Linked DNA regions of Homo sapiens: all the other regions are linked to region 1. The links are chromatin loops, found by intact Hi-C in ENCODE. Cell type or tissue: heart right ventricle. All regions are shown on one strand. Each heading gives the region's core, and the rest is flanking DNA. Links, peaks and the distances in the headings are about the cores only.

Region 1 (3,146 bases), core at 230-2,729:
TTACCAGGATCTATTTTAAATAACAGATGCCCAGGAGCAACGTGTGCCGTTCTCATTTCCCTCCATGACAGTCCCGCTACAGTAGACAGGAGAATGTCATAGAAGGTGAGTCTGGATTTCTGCTAAGCCTTTTACAAATGTCCTCCATGAAACTCTTGTATATGAGATGGTAAAAAATGAATGGGATGAGCGTATAGTTGGGTAGAATTGCTGTAGATAAACTGCATGGACCAAAGTGTTTGTTAGGAGCATACAGTGAGCTTTAGGTGGAATGCAGGTCTCTGGTAATGGCCACAGAGCTCCTCCCTTAATTGTTGTGTTTGACTTTTAAAACAATCGTTTCCTTAGATCAGGAGATCAAAGATATGCTTATACTATGGGCAAAACTGGTATAGTGGGCTTAATATTATAATAGATGATCAAAATCAAGACATAAAATTATCTGGGCAGATTCGAACACTAGGTCAAAATTAACAAGGGCAAATTTCATGTCTGAGATCTACATTTTAAAATAAACATATATGTATCACTCACCCAGTCTTTTGTATCTACCCTAGAGAAGCACTTGTACATGTGTACAAGGAGACGCTGTTTATGATGATTTTAAACACCAGAAATAATCGAAGAATTGCTAAGAAAACTATGGAATATCCACACTGTGAAATACACTATGCAGAAGATTTCCAGGACATGCTGCATGCAGAAAACTTGCAAAATGATATGTTAACCTCAAACACACATACACAATTTACACATTTCTGATGATATCTATCTATCTATCTATGTAAATGCACAGAAAGATCTGGAAGGACCCCTAATAACTAATACCAGGATCTACCTCCAAAGAGAAACTGAGTTGGTATGGAGTTCAAAAAGGCTTTGGCTTTACGAGTAACCTCTGAAATTTAGAATGTATTTGTGTTAAACTTGTGTCATTAAGCTTTCTTTCTAAAGTACAGCCTTGCTTTTAGCTTTTTAAAAAAAAGTTTTACAGTGTGGGAAAGGATACAAATTCTTGGGCTTTCAGTTACCACAAACCTAAGAGGAGTCAGCATTGTGGAAAGGCTACAGAAAGCTAACTCATACTATACAGAAGGTGTTAGAAGTTTCGTGTTCAGACAGCCTGCAAGTACTAGAGTTCACTAACCTGATCTTGTCTGGAACAATGGGTTGGATCCAATTCTGGCAGCAGGAACACTGGCAACATAGAATGCAACTAGAGGAAAGAAATGCTATGGGGATTCTGAGAAGCATGACATCAGAATAATAAATATGGAACTATGACTGTTTAACCTGAAGACAAAAAGATTATGGGGAAACAAACACGTTCCTGCAAATATTTGAAAGCTTATTATATAGATGAATCACTAAACTTGTGAGTTTTTTCCAGAGGTAAACATGAAGACAAATAAATACAAGTGACTTTTCTATTTAAAAATAAATAAAAAGAAAAAACATTCTAACTAACAAGAATGAAAGACAAAATAGCCTGTCAGGCCAGATCATGAGCTCTCTGTCATTGGAGGCATTCAACTAAAATACTTATATAAAAAGACGTTGGGTTTTATTAGAAGAAAAACTATGTAATCTTTAATATCTCCAACAACTCTATGTTCTATGATTCCATATTTTGACTGCAGAATCAATTTTCAATCAATGTAGTCTCATCAATTCCAAATCCCACAGGTGGTATACTCTACCACCAGGTGGCAGTAGATGTCTTGGGCTCTGGGTCCTAAATGTTAGGTGTGGTTAAAAAGCAGCACAGTTTAATACCTTTAAAAATAAAATAATAAAATAAGAGAACAGAGTACAAGCATTAAGCCAAAAAAGTAATCCCTTTTAAAGAAACATGTAAGTATCATTCATAATCTTTCTGATTATCCATCACAATGATTCTTAATCCATTTGTCTTCCTCTTGTACATTTCTTTTGTACAGGGTCTACGGAGACCCCTTATCTTCTGTGGCCTCCTCTCTCTGGTATCAAGTTTCCTGACTTGTATACAGTTCCTCATCCCCACGTCTGTCCTTGATGCAAAAATCCCCTCTGCTTCCTCTGCAGCTGCAGATCATGTTTGCTACTACAGTCTCTCTTCCCGACCCAAGAAGAACTATCTGTAGGGTCAGAAAAACACCCCAGCCTCTTCCTGCTTCTAGCCTTCCTGCTCTGTATCCACACAGCTGAAGCCACAAAACAAGCAAGCAACAAACAAAAACAGAATAGGCCCCACCCTGACAGCATGAAAGTATATGATTATCTTTTCCCAGATAGAAGAGAATAATCTTCCACCCAGCTCTTAAAAGAGAAAACTTTCTGTCTCCAGCCACAGCTGTTGGCTTGGTAAAAGTTGAATACAATCAACAACCCTTGTCCCAGTCCCTAGAAACCTTCAAATGTTAACAACTGCCTTGGTTGAGAGTGAGAGATCACTTCAGAAAACCTAGTACTAAGGAAGTATTTCTGTAAGTGCTTGCGAGTAAATGCAAATAAAACAAGATTTTTTAAACTGAGACTTAAAGCAATTTTACTATGTACCTGAGTCAAGGTTCTACTCATCTTTCTAGTCTCAGGTGGAAGACCTCTTCTTCCAGCAAGCCCTCGAGATGTTAGGACTATGTTTGTTGTCTCTGCTATGTGCTCCCATATCCTCCTCAGTGTCTCCCGTCACAGCCCTGTACCTCCCCAGCCACAGCCCTGTACCTGCCCTGTCACCATCCTTACCACATGCATTATGGCCACTCTACCAGCCTGTTTCCCCATTACACGACAGGGCCTAGACTGTACCTGATGCATTTACCACTGAGCCCCTAAACACAGTAGGACCCAATAAATATCCATGAGGCTATTATAAATACATTATCAATTAACTAATTCATATGGAACCCAAGTCTAGGCAGCTGTTTCACTGAGGTAAATATCCATTCCACAAACACTTTGTGTCTCTTATGCTAGTATAGTACAGAATGAGTCAGACCCAGGTCCTGCCCTCAAACAACATACAGTTGAGTAAGGAAGTCAAGACAAGTACACAAATACCTACAGCACAAAATATATAAAGGAGCACCACAAAAAGATGAATATTAGAGGATGGAAAAACAGGAGCAAAGGCACAGAGATCACCAAGTAGTTCAAGTCACTGGAGC
Region 2 (3,146 bases), core at 451-2,950, 63 kb after region 1:
GCTTGTATCTCTTGGACGCTTGAAAATAAGTGTGAGGAAGATTTCAAGGGAGAAGTAATTTTGTGTCTGTTGACTTCTAAATTTTGCTTAGTGAGGGGGTGGGTGTGCCAGGGAACACTGCAAATCAGGGAGAAAGGCCTGACAAAAACCCTAGTTTACTGCCTTGCGCTAGATCAAATGTTAGTTCATACCTATATGTGAGTTTGTTCTTTGAAGCAATAAGAAATTAACTTTAAAATGGTCTCAGGAGGTTTTTAAAGGACAGATTTTCAACAAATAAAACTAAAATGCTTAATTTCATTTCCATGGAATTTTTATGACAAAGATGCTTTCAGTGATCTGGAGCCACTCTTTAAAAAGATAGAGACCAAGGAAGTTGGAGAGTCTTATCTTTTATATTGAGGCAGCCTCAACATTGAGGCACAGCATTGAAGGTCTCAGAGCCTGACCTCATCACTACCTACCATTAGCACAGTGGTCAGGATAGTCAAGGGATCCCAGAATGAGCATTTACAAATGAGGAAAATGACGCCTATAGCAATATGTCAACAATGTCTGGCAAACAGCCTGGTTTATAATAGGTGCTCAATAATTTTATTGAATAAGGGAATAAAGAAAAAAATAAATGAAACAAGAGATTTTCCAGAAGGTCACACAAACAGGGACAAAAAATCCAATGTTCTAAACCCTCACACCATCTCTTAATCTAGTTATATCATCCTCTGGGTGAGCCTAGCCCACTTTAAAATGGATATTCAGATGTCGGAATGAATAGAGCAGTGTGCCTGACTTAAGTAATATCAAAATTTTAATTAGAGATGTGGAAAAGATGGAGTCGATGAAGCTCCCCTGTTATCCAGAGACCATGACCATTCCGGGTGGTTGGTTTCGTTTCTAATGCACATCTGCTCCACCTCACCAATTGCTTTGCACAATATGAGTTCACATTACAAAGTCAACAATTCTTTATCATCTGCGTGGTCAGTCACCCTTTTGTTGTCCCTCCCTTGTAATTGTTTAATCTGGCCTCCCCTGCCACATTTCTTGGCTGCCTACTCTCCCCGCTCCTGTCAGTCAGGTTGTACTCAGGGAAGGCAAATGCACAGAAAAAGTCCAGAGTCAATTAGAACTAATTAGGTGTTTCATCTGCTGCTTTGGATTATCCGTGCCCTCTATAGACACACAGCATAGGCTGGTTGAACAACCACTCCTGGATTGGGGAGCATTCTAAGATTCACACACAGCTTCCTATTGTCTATGCTAATGGAGGTAAAGGCTGGTGTGAATGTACAACAGAGACATTTAAAAACCAAGGTATAGTTCACACTCATTTTCATTGTACATTTTAGTGAGTGTTTACAACTTTATATAACTGTCCGACCATCACTACAATCAAGGCATAGCATACTTTCAACATCACAAAAAGTTTTCTTGTGCCATCTCAGCCAATCTGCCCCCACCTTAGTCCCAAGCAACCACCAGTCTGCTTTCTGTCACTGTAGATTAGATTTGTCTTTTGTAGGGTTTCACATAAATGGAACCATGGAGTACATATTCACAAGCTATTTTTACTTGACTTTGGAATGGTTTCTCCAATTTCCTTCCCAGTGATGTCTGGTTTAGGCTGATATTAAAATGTGTTCATGTTCCCTACATCCACACTGATTTGACAGGGTGGGCAGAGCTGGGACATGGAAGAAACGTGAGAGGCAAGACGTGGAGGCTGATGAGCATAATTATTGGCAATGAGAAGAATGTTGGCTCTCCCCAGTATTTGTAGAATATGACAAAGCGGTGTGCCCATGTTGTGCCCTGAACCTATTTTCAAGGTCATTCAATACAGAGTCTCCTAAATTTAACTACCTAGGAATTGTGTCTTGCTTTGAATGGACATTTGGAAACTCCAGACTCTAGCCAGCCCCTCTCAGCCACGGAGTCATTGCTCCCCCTGGTGTAAACACAGAGATTTTTTACCCTGTGTCAGGCATTCCCACCACCGCAGCCCTCCCTGGACCACAAGGAGCCAAGGGCAGGCAAGAAAGCTTCAGGCTCCCTCTGGCTGTTGTTAGGTTCCTGGGTCAAAGGCTGAGTTTGTGAACACAGAGAAACACTAAGAGATCAACCGCTTGAGAGAGGACAGGAACAGAGAGAAGGGAAACCCCAGAGACAGAACTAGCTAGACATGCAAGATAGAGAGGTGAGGGGGCAGAGGCACAGCCCAAAAAACAAAGCAAGAAGCGATAGAGGGATGGGTTTTTTCCTCCATTTATGAAACATCCTAAAAATTTACTCCTCTGCCCAAAATAGATTCAGATCCAGGATATGAGAATCCTTGAGAAGTGAATTTTAACATGGGAATGCCGATAAATCTTTTAAACAACTTATACACCTCCAGGTGCTACTGGACCTGCTTAATCTCTTTAAACCTCCAGTAACTCCAACCATGGTGTTTAAAGTCTCATAAATCTGCACTAGCTTAAAATAGGGAAATATAAATCACGTTCAGAAGCTTAGGGGTAAGGACAGGAGACGGGCATCCCAATGCCGTTTAAAACCACAGCACAGGCTTTTCATCAAATTTTTCCAAGAAAAGTTAAAATGAAAAACATTCAGGTTTCTGGGTTGTGGTTTCATAAGTTCTCAATTTGTTCTTTTTCCTTTTTTTCAGGGCGGTGGGCTGGGGTCCAAAGGAGCATTGACTAGCTAGTCAGTTGGAAAGAAAAAAATTGCAAACACCCATCTCACTTAGTCCTTTTACACAAAATAAAACCTAAAATAAAAAATAATGACAAACTACTACCAGAAGTCATTAGAAAACAGCAATGTTTCCGGTAAAGCACCAACAAAAATAATGTCTGGTTTTTGTTAAATTGTTAATTTGTGCCAAAAAATAAAAGTTATAGATACTATTCTACTAATAATAGCTACCTTTTCTTTTTCATTCCTACCACATGCCCAGCACCTACCACTGAGCTGAGGACACACACAACCACCTCCTCCTCATCCCCCTGCTGCAAAGGCTGTCAGACTTTTTCTGGCTCCACATTCGTAATATTTCTCATTACAAGCAGTGATTCTCAATAGCTGTTCGAGAAGGTATTGGAGAAGCCACACTCTCCTAGAAAATCCAGGGGGTACATGAGAGA
Region 3 (3,146 bases), core at 451-2,950, 200 kb before region 1:
CTGCAGCACTGGCAACACACTCATTACCCTCCTGTGGGGAAGGAATGGTCATCCAGGAGCCAGCAAGTCAAGCAGATGAGAAACAGAACTAACCAAGCCAGGAGTCAGCCCAGACAGCCCCGGGATATTGACTCTGAGTGGCCAAATTCCTTCCATTTGAACCACAAATGCTGATAAAATATTTTCAGGAACACAGTGAGGGAATGTACTTCACTCACTTCCCAAAATGTAGACTTGAAGAGGTCAAATCCTATTTAATCCAGGCTGAGAAAATAATGCCCAACTTTATCCCGGAGCTAAATTTAGACATAAACTGAGATCTGGCCCTTGGCAAGTTAATTTAGATGAGCTAATGGTTGTTCCTGGCATAAGGGATACACTCAATAAATGGTAACTATTATTGTTACTGCAAAAATGGAGTGTCTGTTGGATGTTCTCATCTAGTCCTCCCACACATCCTAAAATCGGCTGTGCCAATCACTTGCACATCTGGGAACAAAGCTCCACATGAGGCTAAGGATGAGGCAGCTCTTTCTTTGGGAGCCCCTCTCTGGGAGGAGGCAGGCTTCCCTGTGGGAGCCCTTCTCTTGGGGAGAAGACCACCACCTAGCTATGCTGGTATGTGCTAGGTGGGCCTGACCTTGAGCTTAGGAGGAGGACTAGGCACCCCATTTTGCCCCTTCTCCCCTCTTCCAGCAGCAGCCTCTGCAATGGGGCTCAGACAGGTAAGGGGCCATGCAGGGAGCCAGGCTGGGCACATCCACAAGGAGAAGCTTGGCAGTGTTTCCAGCTTCCAGACCCTACAGGATATACTCTGCAGGGCTTAGGAAGAACTTACTGAATGAAGAGCCCCATCACTCCTCAAGGCTGCCAGAGGACCAAGGTAAATGCCTGTGTTTAGATAGCATCCATTGTCCCTAAAAGTAGGTTAGAGGCCAGGCGTGGTGGCTCATGCCTGTAATCCCAGCACTTTGGGAGGCCAAGGTGGGTGGATCACCTGAGGTTGGTAGTTCAAGACCAGCCTGACCAACATGGAGAAACCCCATCTCTACTAAAAATACAAAATTAGCCAGGTGTGGTGGCACATGCCTGTAATCCCAGTTACTCAGGAGGCTGAGGCAGGAGAATCACTTGAACCCAGGAGGCAGAGGTTGTGGTGAGCCAAGATTGTGCCATTGCACTCAGCCTGGATAACAAGAGCAAAACTCCATCTCAAAAAAAAAAAAAAAAGAAAAATGTAGGGCAGAAATGCAACAACCAGCTAACACATGATAATGTTTTTAGTAACCTTCATAATCACTTCTTTCACTTTTCTGTGCCTTAAAACAAATTAAAATTAAAATTTCATTTAATTATCCATCCTTCTTCCAAAATGTCTTCGGGAATTGTTCCCACTCGTGTCCCACTGCCAATCCTCCTAACACGAAGGCCTTGGTGCTGCCTTTGCCCCCTGACATCCAGCCAGTCACTGGTCTCATTTTCTTCCCTTGAGTGTCTCGAGGGTTTGTCCCTTCCCTTTCTACTTTCACTACCACCTCATCTGTTCCCACTTGGATTAGTATAAAAGGACCAGAACCAGTTTCTTGCCTCCAAATCACTCTTTCCATTGCAAGGTGAAACTTGCTAACACCCCAGTTTTCAACAGTGAGTGCATTAAGGTAGCGTTCCTAGAAACCATTCAGCAGTAGGTGGTGCTCTTGTGTCAGCTCAGTGTTCACAGGTTTTGTTCTATTCTCAAGCAGCCCAGTGAGTACAGACTGTGTCACGGTCAACTATTTATTTGGCACTAAGTATCTCTGGTCAACACAGAGTAATTGAAGACACTGGTCCTAACCTCCAGAAATTTTCAATATAATTGGGGGAATGAGATCTTTGAGCACCTAGCTATAATGCTAGATGGCATGGAACAGGGACAATTTGAGGGGGATGGATAAGGGCTGCAGGAAATGCTCAGAGGGAGAAAGAGCACCTCCAACAGGGCAGAACAGAGAGAGTAGCATCTGAGCTGGACCTTCAGCTGGGGGAGGGTTTTAATAGGCACATATAGTGGAGCAGGCATTCCAAATGGGAGGAGTGTTGGCATGAACAAAGGCATGAAAAGGTGGGAATGTGCAAAGCACAGAAGAGAATGCCCTGAGGGATGGGAGCTGAATGCCCAAGTCCAGTCTCACTCTCCATTCTAGGGCCCTCATGTTTGTACCCCCTCTTGCCACCTCATGACAAGGTCACCTCCCCAGGGAAATCTGGGACAAGCTGGTCAACCCAATCTCTAAAGAGGATGGAGGAAACCAAACCCTCTTTTATCTCTCCACCAGAACGCATATGTTACAGAGTATATCTTCTCACCACATCAGCAGTTGTTCCTATAGCAGGACATTCTTATGCTAGAGAAAGCTTACTAAGGAGAGACTAGAGGTGAACAAACCAAGAGTGGGATTTCAAAGGGGCCATGGGATGGGGGACTGGGGGAAGAACCCTTCTGGGATTCCAGCTAGAGGCAGATTTCCTCCAAGAGATTAATATTCCTTTGCGTGTTTTTTTTCTTTTTTTTATTATACTTTAAGTTCTAGGGTACATGTGCACAATGTGCAGGTTTGATACATAGGTATACATGTGCCATGTTGTTTTACCACAGGTTTCCGACTCTTTACAAGATAAGAGTATGAGGCTTTTGCTCTCCTTGGGAATGACCTCAGGAAGAGCCATGGGATACAGGAATGGGGTTGAACAGTAGATACCCTTGAGTTGGGCTTTTCCCTGAGAAACAGTAACTACTACTGACCTTGGCACCAGAACACTTTAACTCAACATTTTCATACTGGAAAAATCTCTCTGTGCTCACATGTGAGAAGACATCCTCCTGTATTTATATATGAGATGGTGTCTCTCTCTATTCAAGTGAGAGAACATCATTCTCTGGGTGGGCAAACTCTTGGGGTTTCAGATCAACTAACTTGGGCTACAAAAACTAGTGCACCTACACATACAAAATCTCATTCTCACCTGTGCAAGTGGGACCAAAAGCTGCAGACTCCTCCCATTACCCCTCATCCACTTGAAAAACTGGTCCCAGGAAAGCTGCATTAAAGAGTTTAGAGCCCACGTCAAACGAAAATAGGCTGAAAGAACTCACAGAACTTTATCTG

What was found. Peaks named below come from ENCODE experiments on the same cell type or tissue, not always from the same donor. Only the 100,000 strongest peaks of a DNase experiment are listed, where the experiment ranks them.
Region 2: it touches region 1 in a loop (8-fold over the local background); 78 of 110 quality-filtered maps call a loop at or near these places.
Region 3: it touches region 1 in a loop (4-fold over the local background); 39 of 110 quality-filtered maps call a loop at or near these places.

Annotation. Positions count from the first base shown.
Region 1 is chr3:124,078,094-124,081,239 of GRCh38, reverse strand. The region is part of intron 1 of KALRN (kalirin RhoGEF kinase); the gene reads right to left. Among named protein-coding and RNA genes, the nearest start is that of KALRN, 46 kb to the right of the region's middle. In heart right ventricle, for the core only: CTCF peaks have their summits at 1,500 and 1,700 (motif pointing right); no DNase peak of the experiment used is centred there; H3K27ac peaks cover 756 bases.
Region 2 is chr3:124,015,527-124,018,672 of GRCh38, reverse strand. No RefSeq gene overlaps it. Among named protein-coding and RNA genes, the nearest start is that of KALRN, 16 kb to the left of the region's middle. In heart right ventricle, for the core only: a CTCF peak has its summit at 1,956 (motif pointing left); a DNase peak (open chromatin) is centred at 1,992.
Region 3 is chr3:124,280,464-124,283,609 of GRCh38, reverse strand. All of the region lies in intron 5 of KALRN (kalirin RhoGEF kinase), which reads right to left. Among named protein-coding and RNA genes, the nearest start is that of MIR6083, 92 kb to the left of the region's middle. In heart right ventricle, for the core only: a CTCF peak has its summit at 1,697 (motif pointing right); no DNase peak of the experiment used is centred there; H3K27ac peaks cover 1,253 bases.